2 separate regions of the Mus musculus genome follow, and region 2 is linked to region 1. A link is a loop called in an ENCODE intact Hi-C map of the cell type or tissue named here. Cell type or tissue: left cerebral cortex. All regions are shown on one strand. Each heading gives the region's core, and the rest is flanking DNA. Links, peaks and the distances in the headings are about the cores only.

Region 1 (2,910 bases), core at 236-2,735:
GGAGAAGCGAGATCGCAGGGATTTGAGGTAATAGCTTTTCACTTTGGGAGGTTTTCCTTGTGATCCTAGATGGAGGGCATGGAGTGTTTGCCGATTTTTCCTAGGTTCCAACATGGAACATTTATCACGTTACCCCTCTCTGGTGCTAGTGCCCTCACCTGCCCTCCACCTCCTTTCCCAGGAAGCCGGGGCCAGCTGAGTGATGATCCCACCCAAACACCCTGCTCCCCTTGCAGACTTCCAGACCACATCAAATTCGTTCAAATAGATTAGAGAACAAAAGCAGGAAATGAAGACACATTGTTGCCTTTTATGCAGATTCCCCCCCCCCCCCCACGTGCAGAAGGGGTGTTCAGGCATCTCCCTTGTAGCTTAGATGCTGCCTGCTGGAGGCTCCTTCCCTGTGCTGGTCACTTGAAATTTTAGCAGCCTGAGAGAAAGCCTCCATCCACATCAGCTCTGTGACTATGCACCTGACATGTAAGTTAAAGTGTAAGTACATTTGTCTTCAACACACTACTGGGCAAGCTTGATTAATGTGTAGTTGCACAAAGCCATTTAAGTTTGGGGGCCAAGCGTTCGAGCTTTTTATTACACTGTTTTAAAATGAGGCAACCGTTAGGTAACACAGCTTAGACATCAGATATTTATCTTCCTGACCCTATCCTCCAAGCTAATGAAGATCAGTCGAAAACTCCAAGTTTTCTTGAAGACCCTATCATGTGGCATAAAAGTTAATTTAAAAAATATATATATATATACTTCATCTAATTTTTTTCTGGTGATATCCCCCAAAGAGAAGATATTTGCATTTTTCCAGAGGTCAAACTAAAATGGTGACCCTCCTGTTACATCAGTGCTCCTTTCCATGTTGATAAAAATCTTTTGGGACATACATGATAATGGATATGTAATATGTAATCCCATGTCACATGTATGTGTGGGCTGATATGTGTGTGAGAGAAGGCAGGCAGACAGATAGACAGACAGACAGACAGACACAGTCCCAGCAAGAGAGAGTTAGTGACACTGTGCTGCTTCATCTGGTCAGACTTAATAGTGAAGCCACCTCTGACCTGTGTACAGTAATCATTAGGAGAGAGAGAGAGAGAGATGTGAGAGAGAGTGTGTTCGTGAGGGAGATTCAGGCTTTTAAATAAAAGATGGAGACTGAAACTCAAATCCATGCATGTTCCAGCAAAGGAAGGTTTCAGAGTTGTGGTGCCTCCAGCCCAGCAGGAGCAAACCCTGCACGCATCTCAGCCTGAGTGTCAACTAGAAGTACAGGGCAGTGTCTGTAATGGCATCTCTCTCTCTCTCTCTCTCTCTCTCTCTCTCTCTCTCTCTCACACACACACACACACACTCACACACACACACCACGAAGCAACAGTAGCTCCAGGCCTTAGATAATAAACTCTTGGCATGTAGCAGGTGAAATCAAATGCACCCACATTGCATGCTCCACTCCCATTCCTGGAAATGAATGCAACAGAGGAGGAGAAACTTAGACTGTATGCAGACTTCTAAAGAGATGCAGCTACCTCAAGAGAACTGCAGAAGGCAACCCTCCGAGATGGACATCGCCTCCCCGCGTCAGGTGCAATCATTAGCAGAGACTATTTTATAAATCGTAAATTGATAATGTATTCATGGGACAGTGGAGAAAAGCCAGCGCATTATTTCGCTTTTTCCGCCTGCGTATTTTCGAAGACCTCCCATAGTTAACATTATAATATAGTTAGTGGCTACAAATCACCGGGGCTGATTATAGGAAAGCTGTCAGCTCGCTCCGCTCTGAAAAGGCTGAAGCAAATAGCTTCTCTCTTTGCCATGGAGACTGGGTCTGTTTTTACGGTTTCTCTGGAAACCAGAGCCTTTCTGTTGTTAGACCTTTTTAGTTACTTTAGCTATTAAACCCTCTGCTTGAGACAAAGGAAGGAGGCGTGCAGCCACTTCCGCCCAGGGAAATCTCAGGGCTCAGAGACGCAGAACTCAGGGCACGGGAAACAAAAGCTGGCCGACTGGGTTGGGACGCGTTTGCCAGGGAGGTGGCTGTGCTCAGGGTAGTGGGCTTGCCATCAGGTGAGGGAGGCCTCACCGGGCTGCTGCCCGGCACCCAGACTGCAGGCTGCTCTGGGAGCCCAGTAGGATTCACATCATAGGCACCCTGCACCCCTAGCCTTAGATATTACCACGAACCTGGGGTTGGAAGATCTCGTCATTCGACAGTGTGTGTTCCCACCAAGCAATGTGGCCCAGATCCACCACTGCAGAGAACGAGGGTGCATTGTGCTTATAAAACAAAATTGGAACCTAAAATAATGAATATCTGTGTGGTCAGATATTATTTTACAAAGCAAGAGAAAATGAATTTGGCATATGGAGTCCAGAAAGACTCCCCCTGAGTTACTTGCGATCCCTGCAGGTTCTCTCTTCCCCTTGGGTTGGCCCTTCCCACCACTCGACAAGGCCTTTATCTCAGAGGATCTTTTCCTCATTGCCAAAGCTCATGTCAGTCTCACCTTTGGGTTACAGTGTTTCCCACCCAAGGAAAAGGAATGGACTCTCTGGAAGAAGCCCCTGACTAAAGAGGCCTCAAATACAGAATTCACATGAACAGTCAAGTAGCCCTGCTAGCCAGGATTTTTCTGTCATGCAGGCCTTGCGGCAGGCTGAGCATGCAATGAATTTCATTTGAAATATTAATGTTCTCCCTGGGTCCCCAGCTATCTTCCCTCTATCTGACCGACACTAAGGTTCTGTGACATTAGGAGGTAAAACTAAGAAAGTAGCAGCCGAGGGGTTGGGAAACTGCTATGCAAGCACAAAGACCTGAGTTCAAATCCCCACTCCCACAGAGAAAGTGAAGTGTTATTGTATGAGCCTGTTATCCCAGTGCTTGGGAAG
Region 2 (2,910 bases), core at 325-2,824, 220 kb after region 1:
TTACTGCTGAATAATCCTCTCCTGATGGAGAAGAGAGAGTAGACACCCTCACCCAGTGTAGTCCCCAGTGAAGAAATACAAAAGCCACAGGGTTCCCCTCCAACTGCTAAAACAAACAAACAAACAAACAAACAAAAACAAAACAAAAAAAACAACAAAAACAAAACAAAAAACCCCCACACACTTAAAACCACGGGCCCTTGTGTCTGACCTGCTGTTCAGATCTTCAAAGGAAGATCCTGTTTGTGTGCTGGCATGGAAGGCCAGCCTCTGAAAGCCTGAACAAAGATGTTCGCTTGAGCCTTGAATCCAGAACCTCCGCTCTTTGGTCCCTCCACGCTTCCCATAGCAATTGACAAAGCCTGGTCTGTGTCAGACTCCCAACTCTGGCGCAGAAAAACAAACACTGAAAGCAGCCGCTCTGCGCTAGGCACCGAGCCTCCTTGACTCTGGCCTGAACACAGCCAGGCTTAGGATAGGGTCTGACTCAACCACAGACCTTTTGGAAGTTTCTGCGGGCTCAGTTTGTCTCCTAAAGCCTAAAAAGGCTTGCTATAGCATAGCGGCCAAGGAAAGCGTGTGGCCTGTCCACCAAACTCTATGCAATGTCCTGGATCGGCAAAGAGCAGCCAGGGTCTACAAAACCAGAGCTGGAGACTGCATAGAGAAGTCCAGAGAGGCATAATATCCGCCCACCCCCACGGCCTGCAAAATTGGTTGACCATGAGCTTCTCCCCTGCCTGAACCAGAGAGACCCGTCCTGGTTTGGACAGACTCCCAAGGTTGTGTGTCCAGTACCTAGAGCCAGTCTTTGACTTGTAGAATCCTGCACCTCCCCTGCACCGAGGATCCGAGGATCCAAGGATCCGTGTGCACAGGAGCTCCCCGTGATGCGGGTTAAACTCCACTTCACAACCCCCATTGATACGGGTTTGACATCTGTTTGCCAGAGTGTTTTGCACTTAGGCTAACACCCACTATTAAATGACAAAACTGTGACAGCCTGTCAAAGCCAGCTGACTGGCAGCTGCTCCGCTCACAAAAACCATTCAAATATTTGCAGGTTCTGAGTCTTTACACACTGTTGTACCCAATCTTTCAGTGATTTAACATGTAAAATATAAGTCAAAGTTTTAAAGCCGGATTCCAAAATGTTTCCATTTTCCATACAAAAGGAAAGCGCTTCCCGGTGTCTGCTGGAACGACTCCAACTCCAAAGTCTCCTCATTTCCTGCCCCCAGATTCCTGCACAAACCCGGGTTTTTGAGGGGGGAAAAAAAAACCAAGGCCAAACTCCCTCTTCTTGGTGTTGCCGACATTTGGAATAACTGAGCTAAATTATTTAAAACTCCAAGGGAATGCAGTTTCTCAGAAAGAGATTGAAGAAAAGCAAAAACAAACAAATAAACAAAAACCCAAAAATGAGTCACCAAGGACTTCCGCCGGTTTTATTCTTCCTCTCGGTCAGACCAACGTGTCTTTGGGGGAAAAGCCTTGCAACTAGGGAAAGGATTCCTGGACAGCTCCTCGGCTTCGGCGATCCTCTGCACACTAAATCCCCGTACTGCATGCACACCGAAATCGCTCGGTCCGATTAAGAAATAATTTGCAAATGACAAAGTGCTTGCCTAGATTAAGATCCACGGAGGGAGAGTCATGTGGGGTTTTATCCCTGAGGTTAGAGCCAGACACGGATCTGCTGAAAACCTGCAGCTGCGGGGGGAGGGGCGCATGCATTTGTCCAGGAGAGTGTGCTTCAGATAAGTACACACTGCCAGCACCCCGACCGGGTGAGCAAACACTGGTACTGTCACGTGTGCTTTGTTTGTACAATTTTTATACATACATATATATATAAAGTGAACGTCTTTCCTTAGGTTGAGAGTGAATTGTAAATGCTTTGGGAGTTATCATCCCTTTAAGAAAAGAAAGAAAAAAGAAAGTTTGCTCCTGGAACATTTCCTAGGTGTCGCAGAGGGTTTGGGTCTCCAGTCCAAAGTGCTGACACCTTCCTACAGTTAGGGACCAAAGGGGAAAGAGAGACCTGGAAGCGAGGAGAAACTGAAAGCCAGACTTGAGCGGCTGCAGCCGGGCTCCTTCTCAGAGGTTCTCTCCTGAGCTGCATCCCGTCCCGGGCCGTTCACCCTGCTTAGCGGTGGGCTGGTCGGCAGCTCCAGCCTTGCAGAGGCCAGGGTCAGGGACCCGCCAAAGGAGGGGATTACAGAGTGTTGGGAGGGTCGTGCCCCCCCCCCACCCATGCAGACAGGCTGGCCACGCAATGGCTACTGCCCCTGAGAGTCCCGCCCCACTCCCTCTCCCTGTGTGCACCCTGACAGACTCCTGTCTGGGCGACTTTCTTTTTCTTTTTCTTTTTTTCTTTTCTTTCCTTTTTCTTCGTCTTGTCTTTTTTAACCTGAGAGCTTTGTGTTCACACACTGATCCTTAGACTCTGTCTTTCCTTCTGTTGCTGCCCTTGGTAGAGCGAGCACTGGAGGGGGGTGGGGTTGAGGAGCGCATCGTAGGAGGGGGGAAACCTGCCCTCGCTGCTCCGGGGGAGGCCTGGCGCAGCGCCCACGTCCAAGGTGTCCCCTCGGCGAGACAACAAAGCTCCAGCCGAGAGCAGAGCTGAAAAAAACCCACTGCGAGGACGCGGTGGGGGCGGAGGGGGCGCGCGGCTCAGATCCCGCGCAATGACCGCGCTGACTCAGGAGTGCGGGTGGGGGCGTCCCTCCTGCAAGAGGTAGGGAAAGCCGGAAAGCCGCTCCAGGTGACAGTCGCCGCCCGTGGGATGCCACAAGTGACTGCTGACAGGGATAGGGGGTGCCATCGTCTCTGGAGGAGGGGGAGGAATCCCTATGGTCCAAGGGTCCCGAACCTCTGCGGTCGGGCCAGCGGGAGGGGCGGCGGGCG

The links. A loop is a pair of places that touch in the nucleus more often than their neighbours do. Peaks named below come from ENCODE experiments on the same cell type or tissue, not always from the same donor. Only the 100,000 strongest peaks of a DNase experiment are listed, where the experiment ranks them.
Region 2: it touches region 1 in a loop (2.5-fold over the local background); 2 of 42 quality-filtered maps call a loop at or near these places.

The regions. Positions count from the first base shown.
Region 1 is chr8:12,164,033-12,166,942 of GRCm38, forward strand. No RefSeq gene overlaps it. Among named protein-coding and RNA genes, the nearest start is that of Gm33029, 75 kb to the right of the region's middle. In left cerebral cortex, for the core only: no CTCF peak of the experiment used is centred there; DNase peaks (open chromatin) are centred at 1,595 and 1,864; H3K27ac peaks cover 584 bases.
Region 2 is chr8:12,382,540-12,385,449 of GRCm38, forward strand. No RefSeq gene overlaps it. Among named protein-coding and RNA genes, the nearest start is that of Sox1ot, 1.8 kb to the right of the region's middle. In left cerebral cortex, for the core only: no CTCF peak of the experiment used is centred there; DNase peaks (open chromatin) are centred at 1,569, 1,715, 2,057 and 2,725; H3K4me3 peaks cover 1,166 bases; H3K27ac peaks cover 711 bases.